4 separate regions of the Homo sapiens genome follow, and all the other regions are linked to region 3. A link is a contact called in ENCODE Hi-C or POLR2A ChIA-PET data. All regions are on one chromosome and are shown on one strand. The core of a region is the stretch at or near the end of the contact, and the rest is flanking DNA. Distances in the headings are between cores, read along the strand shown. Region 1 overlaps VOPP1 (VOPP1 WW domain binding protein). Region 2 overlaps LANCL2 (LanC like glutathione S-transferase 2). Region 3 holds the start of ZNF713 (zinc finger protein 713). Region 4 holds the start of VOPP1-DT (VOPP1 divergent transcript).

Region 1 (2,967 bases), core at 57-2,556, 350 kb before region 3:
TGATTTTGATGCCAGTTCTGTCTCTCTCCTGAACCCAATCAACTCAATCATTTCTGTTTAACACAAACTCACATGAGTGCCTCCTAAAAGCTGGTTCAGTCAGCTGCCTCCAGGTCAGACCAGTGAGGATGGAGGCCGGTCACTCAGTGTTGTCTGTGGGTGCATGCAAGGGGCAGTGTGGTGCTCTTGAAAGGCAGTGCCCAAGGACAGCAGCAGAAATGCCCCTGCCTTCCCCACTCAGGAAGGGCATCACTGTCCACCCACAAGCAGCTTCCAGAGCCATCACTTATAAATATTTCTTCTCTCATTTAGATTTCCCTGTGCCAAGAAAAAAAAACAAAAACAAAAAAACACCTGCCTGCTCTGAGTCAGCCTCAGAGATGACCGTGGTTGACTGTGCTGTCTGCCATCTGCTTTTAACCACGAAAGAGGAAGCAGCTATGTGGGACACCACATCAGGGAACCTTCCGGACCTAGGGTCTCACTGCCTGGAAACTCCCCTGAGCCTCAGCTTCTTCAGATGGAAGGGACTCTGCTAACTCAAAGAACCCCTCATACTACCCACCAAAGGAAAGTCCCCATCAGGGAGACTAGCAAGGGAGGCTGAATGTAGAACAGCACTCAGGTTAATCCTAAATCCCTACCTGGCTTTCCCTCCTCAGTCATCAACATAGTGATGGGGTGAACTTCGATGATGTTGTCTGGGGACTGACCTTCATATCCTCTGATCCTCCCAGTCTTTTCTTCTTACCTTTTCTCGTACCCAGTGTGTGGTGGGTGGGTAGGGAGGTAGATGAGTGAAAACACCCACAGGAAGGAGGATGGCAAAACTCAGATCCAAAAGCAACAACTCTGCCTCAGTGTTGTAAATAAGCAACAGCTTTTCCACCCAAAACAACTCATTTGTGCAAGGTCACCAGCAAACTGTACAGCTGTCTCCCAGCCCTGTCAGCTATAATTTCTAATAGCTGTCACTGTGTCCTGGCTTGTTAAAATCCGTGAAGGAAATCATTTCATGTAGCTTTTTTTTTTTTTTTACGAGATGGAGAGAGAAAAGAATGGTAGCAGAGTAAAACAGCAAGTGCAAGCAGATGACAGAAATTTCTACAGACACTTAATAGACAGACATTCCTTAGGCCTAGTTCAAATATCTAAATTCCATCTGGGGACTTGGCTGTCAAAAGATAATCATCTCTTGCTTCATTTCTCATATAATTTCCTAAACCCTCGGGTCTCAGCTAGTGCAAGGTCCTGTCATGGTCACCTGTGGCTTGGGCCAATTCTCACTTCCCCTGAAGGGCAGCTGCGTGTAGGGAGCGGGGGCTGCCCAAAGTTTCACTCTGACTGGAGGTAAACTTAACATCATTTCTGCATTAGTCATTTAGAGCCCTGGGCTCAGTACTTTCCCCCAACTGGGTTTCTGCTTTTGAGCTCGCTCTGCAATTTCCCCAATTCTGACTCAATTCTCTCTGGGCCCAGGGAGCTGTCAACAGCCACTCCTCCCCACCCATTTCTCCAGCTGTAGCCCTCTTGCAGGTGTCCTGCCCACAAAAGAACACCAGCATACAACGCCATGCAGGGCCCACTCTGAGCTGGGGACCTTCTGCCAGTTGCCACCTGGGATCTCTGCCAGGTGCCCAGAAGAACCTCACACCAGACATCCCTACAGCTGAGCGCTGCTCCCACCCAGTGCTCTGGACTTTGGGGAAAGTACCACCGCCCACTAGCTCACCCCAGCCACATGCTGTCCCCAGTGCCTCCTGTCTTCCCACTCCATCCACGTGGTCAAGCCTTGTCTCTTCCCAGGACATTCCTGCCACACCACAAAGGAGGCTGGCATCAAAAGCCAGGGGGTGAGCTTGCTGATGGGAGAAGAGGAGAACAGGAAGACACAGTTGAAGAGTGGTAGAGCCTGCAGCACCTGCCCCAAGACCACTGCCACATCCAAGTCTGGCCGCATGGCCTCTAGTGCCAGGGCCTGGCTGGGGGACTCCTGACACTGCACCTGCCCCTAAACCTCTCAGCAGCCTTGACAAAGCTCAGGGGGCTACGCAGGGCTCTGTCATAGAGAATAGGAAAGGAGGGCACACAGCACACCAACTCCTGCTAGAAAATCTCCAGGGGCTCCCCATTCACTGTGGGTTTCTCTTTGCTTCCCCTTGAGGTCATAATTTTCTTTCTTCTGAATGCAATTTTATCTTCAGTGGGCTTCATTACACAAACAAGCAAAAAGAGTGGGGCTGACTGATCAGGGCAAAGCTCAGTGAGCTCAGAGGGCACTGGGGCAGGCTCCCCCTGGAAACCCTGCTGCCTCACTGAGGGTGAAGTACAGACCCCAGGGAGTGTCCTTCTGGCCTGGCCGCCCCCACATGCCATTGGCTCTTCCTGTCTCTGCCGCTCCTCCCAGTCCCCCGCCCCGCAGCCATTTCCATCCATGCACCTCTAGAGAACCCTAGGTCTATTCACTTCCATCTGGAAAACACTTCTTCAGAGTTTCCACCAACGGAGCCTCAGCCTCAGTGTCACTTGGATGAAAATTTTCGAGACTTCCAGAAGGTGAGTTGTTAGTTTTCCCCCTTGGGGCTCTGATTAAATTTAACTCTCAGCACTTCAGCTTACAAGGAATCTTCCCTTCCGTGAACTTATTTGGTCCTAATGAGACCATGGGAAGGAGTGGGCTGCCCTCAACCAGCAGACATGCTCAGCACTGTGTCTGCCATCCCAGGATGCAGTTGGGGCACTGTCCCTCTGTGCAGAGGCTGGGCAGGCAGACATCAACTTACCGCAGGTCTGAGACTATCTCCAAAGACAGTGTTCTTTCCTTGATGACGACCGACTCTTTCCTACACCTGACCCACACTCTGTGCCAAGCAAGGATCATGCACTCAGGGCCCTGGCTCCTCCTGCAGGGTTGGGTCTTCAGGAGCTCCTGAGGAGTAAGGGCCCTGCCTCGGCCACCCTGTTGGC
Region 2 (2,976 bases), core at 425-2,924, 460 kb before region 3:
GTGGCCATGCTCATAAGAGTGCCAGAGCAGGCAGAACTAATCCATGGTGGACCAAGACCAGGCTGCTGGTTACCTCTGGGGGGACCACAGGGATGGGAGGGACTGGAGAGGGGCACTTGGAACTTCCTGGGGTGATGGAAATATTCCAGGTCTTAATCGGGTTTTGTTTGCACATGTATATGCATTTTACAAACCTCAGAGAAGTACATTTTGGATTTATGTGTTTTATTGTACGTGAATTTTACATCAAAAGAAAAACTGTAAACAAAAACCCTGTAAGGGAGGATTGTTCTGATTTGAGTGGGGACAGGAGACCTGGAGGCCTTGGTGGGCTACTAGCACCTTCTCCACCCCACACCCTTCCTAAGCTGCTGTGAGTCTAGTTGAAAACCCACTGCTCAATTACTGCAATGATTTGGGGTGGGGATTTTGACCAAATTGAGGTTTGTTAAAAATAACATTCTTCAAATATCAAGAAGATATAAAATGCAACTTTGAGCATATACAGGCTCTGAGGGGAAGCTCCGTGTATAGGAATATCGTAATTAGCAGCATCCATAACTTCCATAGCGATTCTGTGATGCCACCTTAAAGTTTCAAGATATAAGATTAAAGCCCAGTAACCAGTTTTTTAAATATAAGATAGTGAGGAAAACTGGTGTTATTATATTACCTGCCAGGTGCTAAATATAAGGATATCTTTGGTTTTTAATGAAGTCATCTTTAGAGTCCTCAGCACCTTTCCCACATGCTTGCAGCCCCTGGTAAGGGAAATGATTAAAAGTCACTGTTATAGACACTACCCTTATGCCATTCCTAAGAGGCTCCTCATTTTACATTGCAGGCATGGCTGGCGCTATTCACTTTCTCTCTGATGTCCTGGGACCAGAGACATCACGGTTTCCAGCATTTGAACTTGACTCTTCGAAGAGGGATTAAAAGGTGCAAAAAGACAACTAAAATACCCATTTGGACCAAAAGCCACCAGATTGCTTAGTGCCTGACACAGAAACAACTGGGAATCCTGAAAGAGAAGCAGACACCGTCACAGGCCCCTCTGGTTAGACTAGCATGAGTGACCGAAGCCATCCATCAACATTTTCTAACAGCACCCTCATCAATATAAAATATGACTTCTTCACATACAGATTCTCTGTAGTGTTTGCATGTTTCTTGGTGTTTGTTGTCTCCAGGTGTAAGCTGTTTTAAATGGAAGGCCCTTCTATTCCTGAGGGCTCAGAGCTGACCATGCATGAATGTATGGCAGTGTCCACTTTTCTGTATAAAATGTATAAAGTGGGGTTTCTTCCATATTGACAAATGAGGGAACAGGTGGTGTCTATCTTGTATATCAGAAAGATTATCTAGGGTCTATCCTAGTGATAATACATTGTCAGCCTTTTCTGTGGCACCTTCCAGATGAGAATGAGGGAGCGACCACTCCAAGGACGGACAGGACCAGCAGTTCTGCAGGGGCGTGCTGGGGTGGTTTGGGAGTGCACAGCTGAACGCTTCCCGTTTGGATTTTACACTCACCTTCGTGTTTTAAAGAAGCCTCAGAGTGCATTGCAGCTCTGTCAGGGCCCCATTCCCAGCAGAGGCTTCAGGTGCTTTGTGTAGAGTCCAGGGCAGCTGGAGCTTTGTTGGGGAGACTTCTGGACCCAAAGGGAGCTTTCCCAAGAAGCCTTTGATGGCCACACTGTAGGCAGCAGTGACTAAGCACTGGCAGTTCCAGAACATTTACCCAGGTATATGTTACTAAAACAGGCTCCACCTCAGTTTATCAACATTATAAGTTACTGTTCTAAGAAAAGTAAATACAGTTCCAGATGGGTTATTGCAGATTAACAGAAAGACACTCAACTGGACTCATGTCCCTGCAATTAAACTTACTTCAACCTTTTGGAAAGTTATCAAAATCTAAATTTGGAATGAATGCATTTCCTATTTTTTGTCTACTTTTGGGTGATAAAAAGTACTAGCCCTTATTTATAGATATGAGAAACATAATGTTCTAACCAACAACATTATGGTATTTGTGTGACTTTTATTTGAAAAAATGTGAGCAGTAATTTGGGTTAGCCTACCTTCATTAATTCTATCACATAGATTTCAGTTTTTAGAAGGGTTTCTGTCATCATGGAAGAGGTGGTCTGGGACTAGGTACTTCTCGTCTTGTGAGCTAAGGCTTGTGTCATGAAAGACAAGAGGCCTCTCTTAACAGCCCAGTCCTTGTCTGCAGGGGGAGGCCTGAGCATTTCCCAGCCCCAGTGTCCACACCTCTCAGAAAAGAGAAAAAAGAATGTCAGTTTAGGAGAAAAGCTTCCTTTTTACTTGTGTGGTTATGTGTGGGGCTGGCACCCGAAATGTGTGACATTCAGCTTCTAAACGATGCCTGGAGAGTCTGTTTGCTGCAGACACCCTTGCTCCTGAGTCATTATTTTCTTTCATGTTAGATTGATGACTTCTGTGAATAGAAATCATCCTGATCCTATTTTACCTGGCCTCCAGGGCCTGTTGATGGGCTTTGCAGGCAGTCCAGCAGCCCACACCTGCAGGCAGGATGCTGTCGTCAATGAGCTGAGGGTAGCTGCTTTGCTGAAGACCTCACACGATGTCCAATCTCATCCAAATAACATTGTTCCCATCCTCCCCACCCACCACATCAAAACATAACACATCACAGCACTCAGTAGAGGTCCTGCCTCCCCATTTCTCAAGGGAAGCCAGTAGGCAACACAGCCAGCACGGTGCTCTCCAGGGCAGCCCCTCTCAGACGAGGAGGCAGCGGGTGCAGCCAGGTGTCTGCAGAGCAGCCACAAAGGTGGCCTAGGATGCGGGTGTCTCCCCAGGTGAGTCCATCCACACACGTTTGAAAAACACTATTAGTCTTTCTAACACACTGAGGGAAAGATTAAAATCTGTGGAATAAAGGAGGAGATTTTATTTACAGATTTTTTTAAAAGCCACCTGGGT
Region 3 (2,700 bases), core at 26-2,525:
AAAAAGTTTTAAAAATTAGCAGGGCGCAGTGGCTCAGGGCTGCTGTAATCCTGGCTACTGGGGAGGCTGAGGCGGGAGGATGCTTGAGCCCAGGAGTTTGAAGCTGCACTGAGCCATGATGGCACCATTGCCCTCCAGCCTGGGTGACAGAACAAGGCCCTGTCTGAAAAACAAAACAAAATAAAACAAAAAAAACTAACTAACTCCGAACTCCAATTAAGCAAAATGTTACGCCTAAAAAAATTCCATTCTTTGGCCAGGCGCGATGGCTGAAGCCTGTAAACCCAGCACTTTGGGAGGCCGAGGCAGGGGGATCACGAGGTCAGGAGATCAAGACCATCCTGGCTAACACGGTGAAACCCCATCTCTACTAAAAATAAAAATAAAAAAAAAATTAGCTGGGCGTGGTGGTGGCCGCCTGTAGTCCCAGCTACTTGGGAGGCTGAGGCAGGAGAATGGCATGAACCCGGGAGGCGGAGCTTGCAGTAAGCGGAGATCTCACCACTGCACTCCAGCCTGGGCCACAGAGCAAGACTCCGTCTCAAAAAATAAATAAATAAATAAATAAAATAAAATTCCATTCTTCGCATCAGTAGCATATACTATATAATGATATAATGATATCATTATTGTATTTTTTTTTGAGATGGAGTCTTACTCTGCTGCCCAGGCTGGAGTGCAATGATGTGATCTCTGCTCACTGCAACCTCCCCGTCCCGAATTTAAGCGATTCTCCTGCCTCAGCCTCCGGAATAGCTGGGATTACAGGCGCCCGTCACCACGCCCAGCTAATATTTGTACGTTTATTAGAGACGGGGGTTTCACCATATTGGCCAGGCTGGTCTCGAACTCCTGACCTCAGGTGATCCACCAGCCTCAAGCTCCCAAAGTGCTGGGATTACACGCGTGAGCCACCGCGCCCGGCCAATAACATCATCATCATTATATTTTGAGTTTCATCAATATGAAATTGATGGGAAGGAGGGGTGATTCCAGGACTGAAAGGAAGGCTTGTGTCGTCACCATGGAGATGGACAGTCCAACGCTTCTAATTGGCAGGGACGAAGGGACGGGTCCTCGGCCCGTCCCCCTCGTTCCTCTAGGACCGGAAAATTCTGGGAAGGCTCGAGGCCGCGGTCCCCGGGGTCCGCATAGTCCCGATGAAAAACAGACCCGGGAAAGCTGGTGGGAGTCAGGAGCCCCGGCGATGAGGATTGCGATGAAGGAAGCAGGCTCGGAGCGCCGCCAGCGCATGCGTATTGGGGATCTGAGGCCAGCGTCTTGCGCCGCCATTGCGGGGAGGCTGTCCTCAGAGCAGGTCTGGCGCGCCGGTGGCTGGACCGGCCCCAGGAGCCCAGTCACCGGGCGTCATTGGCTCAGGCTGCGGGGCCCTCGGCACCTTCTCCCTCCCGGGTCCACCGCGGCGGCGGCGGCGGCGGCGGCGGCGGCGGCGGCGGCGTCAGGGGGCGGAGCCTGCCGAAGCGCCCTTTGTCTGCGGAGGTGAGTGCGCGCCGGGAGGAGGCGGAGGCGGGAGGCGGAGGCGGGGGGCGGAGGCGGGGGGCGGAGGCGGGGGGCGGAGGCGGGGGGCGGAGGCGGGGGGCGGAGGCGGGGGGCGGAGGCGGGGGGCGGCGGGCGGCGGGCGGCGGGCGGCGGGCGGCGGGCGGCGGCGGCGGCGGGCGGCGGGCGGCGGCGGCGGCGGCGGCGGCGGGCGGCGGCGGCGGCGGGAGGCGGCAGGTGGCGGGAGGGGCGGCCGCTGTCCCCGCTGTCCCCATTCCTGTCACCCGCCCCGTGTCCCTTTCAGATTTTTGGTCTTTTATAGGAAGGTCTTACCCGTTCCAATATTATAAACACATTGTCTTCTACTATCTGGGAATGACTCTGAGGCTGAAGAAAAACTTGCAGTTTATTTTTGGGCAAGCGTCCATAGGTGTCATTTTGGGGGAAAGTTTTTCCTCATCTCAGGATTATGCAAACGTTCGGCTTTATTTTCTTATAATACGTTTAAAGAATTTTTAAAATATTTTCTTTTTCTCCTTTTTATCTGTATTTCATTGAGTATGATATTTGTGGTAAGGGGTTAGGTAGAGATTACCTTTTTCTCTCATTGCCTTGCTGTTATCCGTTGAGTCACTTTTCCACGGAATTGCAGTGACACTTTTATTACATTTTGCAGGCGTGTGTATGCTCAGATGTGTTTCTGTTTATTTATGTTTTTGTTTTGAGACAGGATCTCACTTTATCACCCAGGCTGCAGTGCAGTGGCACCATCATGGCACACTGCAGCCTCAAACGCCTGGGCTCAAGAGCTCCTCCTTCCTCAGCCTCCTCAGTAGCTGGGACCACAGGTGTGCACCACCACGTGCGGCTTTTTGTTGTTGTTGTTGTTGTTAGCGACCAGGTCTCACCATGTTTCCCAGGCTGGTCTCTGAGCGCAAGTGATCCTCCCGCCTTGGCCTCTCAAAGTGCTGGGATTACAGGCATGAGCCACGGCGTTCGGCCAGCTGTTTCTAGATTCTGTCACTGCCCTGACAGTTTCTGCACTGAATACATATACGTACATACATACATAGATTTTTTTCATTTAAAATGTTTAGGCCGGTTGCGGTCCTGTAATCGCAGCACTTTGGGAGGCAGAGGCAGGAGGATCACTTGAGCTCATGAGTTCGAGACCAGCCTGGGAAACATGGCAAGACCCTGTTG
Region 4 (2,910 bases), core at 365-2,864, 310 kb before region 3:
ACATTAAATACCAAGCTACGGGGATATTTCCGAACAGAAACAGGAAGTCTCGGCTATGGCAGAGCCTGGAGCAAGGAGAAATTTGTCCACCAGCCTTCCTTTCAGGAAACACTTTTCCTCCAACATTTTGTAATAATTACTTTTTAATAAAGGGCGAAGACAAACTAGTAATTTCCAGCACCAATCACTAACTATTAAGGAAGATAGTTTCACAACTTCCTAAAACAGAGGCATGGGATTCATTACCTATTTCTTTTGACTTCATTAATTTAACGCAAATTTCCTTCAGAATAATGAAACTAAGGAGAAAGTTGAACAAGCCCTGATTCAGACTGGACACCCCAGAATTCCTCTAGTTCGCATTTTAAGGAACCTGCTTTAGTGAGAAGTATGTGGCCCCATCCGAGGATGCAATTTCACAGCCAGGAGCAGCCGCGGTCCCCGCCAGGGATGCGGTCACGGGCGCTCGCACCCGGAAGCCGCTCAACAAGTTCCCCGCCGGCTTCGGCTCCGCACCCCCACCCAGCCAGGCTCTCCGCAGAATTTCCTCCCCGCACCTAAAGGCTGCACTTCATTTTCACACGCGGGAACGCCTCCTCCCGCTGCTCACCTCCACAACTCCCGGCACTCCCGCGACACTTCCCCACAGTCCCCTCCGCCCGCTCCCCTCACCCCGGCTCGGCACCCATCCTTTCCTAACCCCAAACTGCCCGGCGCCCCGGGCTCTCCGCGCCTGCGCCGCGCCCGAGGACCACCCCCGCCCAACCCCGGGTCCATCCGATCCTCGGCCCTCTGCGGCGGGGAGAGGGGGCGGACGGTGCACAAAGGTCACCCCGAGCTAACGGAGGCGGTCGGCGCGGGAAACGCGCTCACCCGCAGGGTGGGGGCGGGGTGCGAAAACCGAAGGAACGACGGAAGGCGCGGACCGGGGCGGGAGCCTCCCCGTCACCAGGGTCCCGCACCTCCCAGCTCCGGGAGGCGCGCAGGGCTGTGGCTCCCCGTCGCTCCACCGTCTGCGCTCCCAGGCAAGGTCCTCTGGGGCGCCTCGGAACTGCGCGCCCCCAGCCGCCAGCATGGTGGGCGCCGCGCCTCCGGCAGCACCCGGTCCCCGGCCCCTACCTCCAAGAGCAGCCCGAGCAGCAGCGCCGCCACCTTCGCAGGCTGGCGCCTCATGGCTCCTCGCGTCCTCTCCAGCGCGCCCGGACGCCGGGTCGCAGGCGCGCTTCGCGACTCGGCCCCCGCGCGGGGCGGGCGGGCAGACTGCAGCCGGGAGCCGTCCCGCCGACCGCTGGGGGGCCCGGCTGGGAGCGGGCGGGAGCCGGGGCGCGCCGCGCAGCCCTGGCTGCGCTCCGCCCCCGGCCGCCGCGCGCTCCCGACACGCCCGGCCGGGCGCGCGCCTGCGGGCTCCCGGAACCCGAGGCCCGGCCTGGGGCGCGGCTGCTGGGCGCTAGGCCCGCGACGCTGAGGTGCGCGCGCCCCGGGCGGGAGGAGGGGCTGCACCGCCTGGCGAATGGGAGGGGGACTGGCAGGCTCTCCCTTCCCAAGGGAGGTCGTCCTGTCGCCCTAGACTAAACCCAGGAAGGCTTTTAAAAGAAGCAGAGTCTCCGCGGGGGGAAGCTTGTTCCCTGAGAGGTGGCCGCAGACGAACCCACTGCTCAGTCTGGCATCCCGAAGCCGCTCCGCTCCTGGCTCTCCCCGCTGTTCCTGCGCGCAGCGGGGGCAGTGCCCCCACACCCACGCGTGATGGGAAGGCCGGCCTGGGGGTGGGAAGGCCCACCGAAATAGATGGTCCCCACACCTCACTGCTTCCTTGGATGTGGCTATTTTTTATGCCAGTGTTCTCCTGCTCTGACCCTACTTGAACTTGACCGCAACCGGCCCCGCCTTGCAGGCCACCCTCCCGCAGCAGAAAACTGTGCGGAGCTCGCGCTGTCCTCGCCTCCGCTGACCCCACCTCCATGTCCTCACAGACACTATTTTTTCACAACACAGCTCAGATCCCACCTTCTTCATGAGGTTATTCAACAAACACTATTAAACTTGTAAGATGTACCAGATCCTGAGTTGGAGGCTGAGAGGAGGACAAGAAAACTGCTCCCGTAGCCTAGAGGGAGGGAGAGTCGCTTAAACCACCTGATGCAGAATGCTGAGTGCGGAGACCAGGAGGTGGGTGCATCACAGAGGGTCATAAAGGACATGAGCTGCGCAGTACAGGAGGTGGAAGGAGGGGGTCACACGAACAGATGTCACCCGAGGCAAGTCCCCAACTCTTTCCCAGCTTTCAAAGCCTAATTTGATTAATATAGAGCATGCACCACCTGACTATACCTGTCAGAGCCAGAACTTACAAGTAAGACAGAAACAATGCCTATGGCCTTCAGTCATGCTAAGGCACCTATCTGACAAGCCTGCCAAACGCCATTGAACTCTAGTAGTTTTACTATTTACAATGAGGACATTTTACAACTCTTTTTAATGGAAAAGTTAACTTGTAGAAAACTAAGCTGAAAGCTTATTGTGTGTTAGCAAGACAAATGTTTTTCCAGTGGGGATAGAAGTGATCTCGTCCTGTAAAAATGCAAATGGGCCAGGCAGGGTGGCTCATGCCTATCATCCCAGCAGTCTGGGAAGCTGAGGTGTGAGAATTGCTTGAGCCCAGGAGTTCACCAACCCCAACCTGGGCAACACAGCAAGAACCTGTCTCCATTAAAACGTGTGTGTGTGTGTGTGTGTGTGTGTGTATAAGACAAATGACCCCTGCTTAAGGTGAGAATCATAACCAGCTTCCTATCTGATTGAGCCACTTCATTCCCAGCGTTTCCTTTCTCTTTTCTCCCCGCTTTTGACTGTGTGTGTAGGTCACTTGCCTGCATTCTCCTTTGAAGCACCTTTGTCATCCCACTGTTTCCA

The links. A loop is a pair of places that touch in the nucleus more often than their neighbours do. ChIA-PET counts read pairs that join two places held with the same protein, here RNA polymerase II (POLR2A). Pooled maps may share reads with other maps.
Region 1: a map of naive thymus-derived CD4-positive, alpha-beta T cell shows a loop between it and region 3 (25-fold over the local background). The contact joins the enhancer-like site here to the promoter of ZNF713 in region 3. A Hi-C loop is called at or near these places in 1 of 168 maps with a recorded cell type or tissue (naive thymus-derived CD4-positive, alpha-beta T cell), 1 of 37 single-sample maps with no recorded cell type and 7 of 50 pooled maps.
Region 2: a loop to region 3 is called in a pooled map, with 7 times the contacts of the local background. The contact joins the enhancer-like site here to the promoter of ZNF713 in region 3. A Hi-C loop is called at or near these places in 7 of 50 pooled maps. POLR2A ChIA-PET finds 5 or more read pairs at or near these places in 2 of 52 experiments (CD8-positive, alpha-beta T cell and activated CD4-positive, alpha-beta T cell).
Region 4: a map of natural killer cell shows a loop between it and region 3 (7-fold over the local background). The contact joins the promoter of VOPP1-DT here to the promoter of ZNF713 in region 3. A Hi-C loop is called at or near these places in 7 of 168 maps with a recorded cell type or tissue (CD8-positive, alpha-beta T cell, ascending aorta, gastrocnemius medialis and 3 more), 4 of 37 single-sample maps with no recorded cell type and 20 of 50 pooled maps. POLR2A ChIA-PET finds 5 or more read pairs at or near these places in 2 of 52 experiments (GM10248 and H1).

Annotation. Positions count from the first base shown.
Region 1 is chr7:55,533,110-55,536,076 of GRCh38, forward strand. The region is part of intron 1 of VOPP1 (VOPP1 WW domain binding protein); the gene reads right to left. Among named protein-coding and RNA genes, the nearest start is that of VOPP1, 38 kb to the right of the region's middle. RefSeq lists enhancers at 488-607, 678-747, 1,088-1,147, 1,188-1,797, 1,818-1,977 and 1 more. Within about 2 kb of position 1,307, at least 21 of the 41 ENCODE cell types and tissues checked have a DNase peak (open chromatin) inside an H3K27ac peak, as active enhancers do.
Region 2 is chr7:55,430,382-55,433,357 of GRCh38, forward strand. LANCL2 (LanC like glutathione S-transferase 2) reads left to right here. Exons shown (of 9, transcript NM_018697.4): 9 at 845-2,976. The coding sequence ends at 939. Among named protein-coding and RNA genes, the nearest start is that of LANCL2, 67 kb to the left of the region's middle. RefSeq lists an enhancer at 2,923-2,972. Within about 2 kb of position 1,675, at least 3 of the 41 ENCODE cell types and tissues checked have a DNase peak (open chromatin) inside an H3K27ac peak, as active enhancers do.
Region 3 is chr7:55,886,181-55,888,880 of GRCh38, forward strand. ZNF713 (zinc finger protein 713) reads left to right here and starts at 1,276. Exons shown (of 7, transcript NM_182633.3): 1 at 1,276-1,500. RefSeq lists an enhancer at 967-1,306 and a silencer at 1,427-1,476.
Region 4 is chr7:55,571,152-55,574,061 of GRCh38, forward strand. It overlaps VOPP1-DT (VOPP1 divergent transcript), which reads left to right and starts at 1,615. Exons shown (of 17, transcript NR_187585.1): 1 at 1,615-2,166. VOPP1 (VOPP1 WW domain binding protein) reads right to left here and starts at 1,351. Exons shown (of 5, transcript NM_030796.5): 1 at 1,120-1,351. The coding sequence starts at 1,173. RefSeq lists enhancers at 345-404, 2,734-2,813 and a silencer at 605-1,584.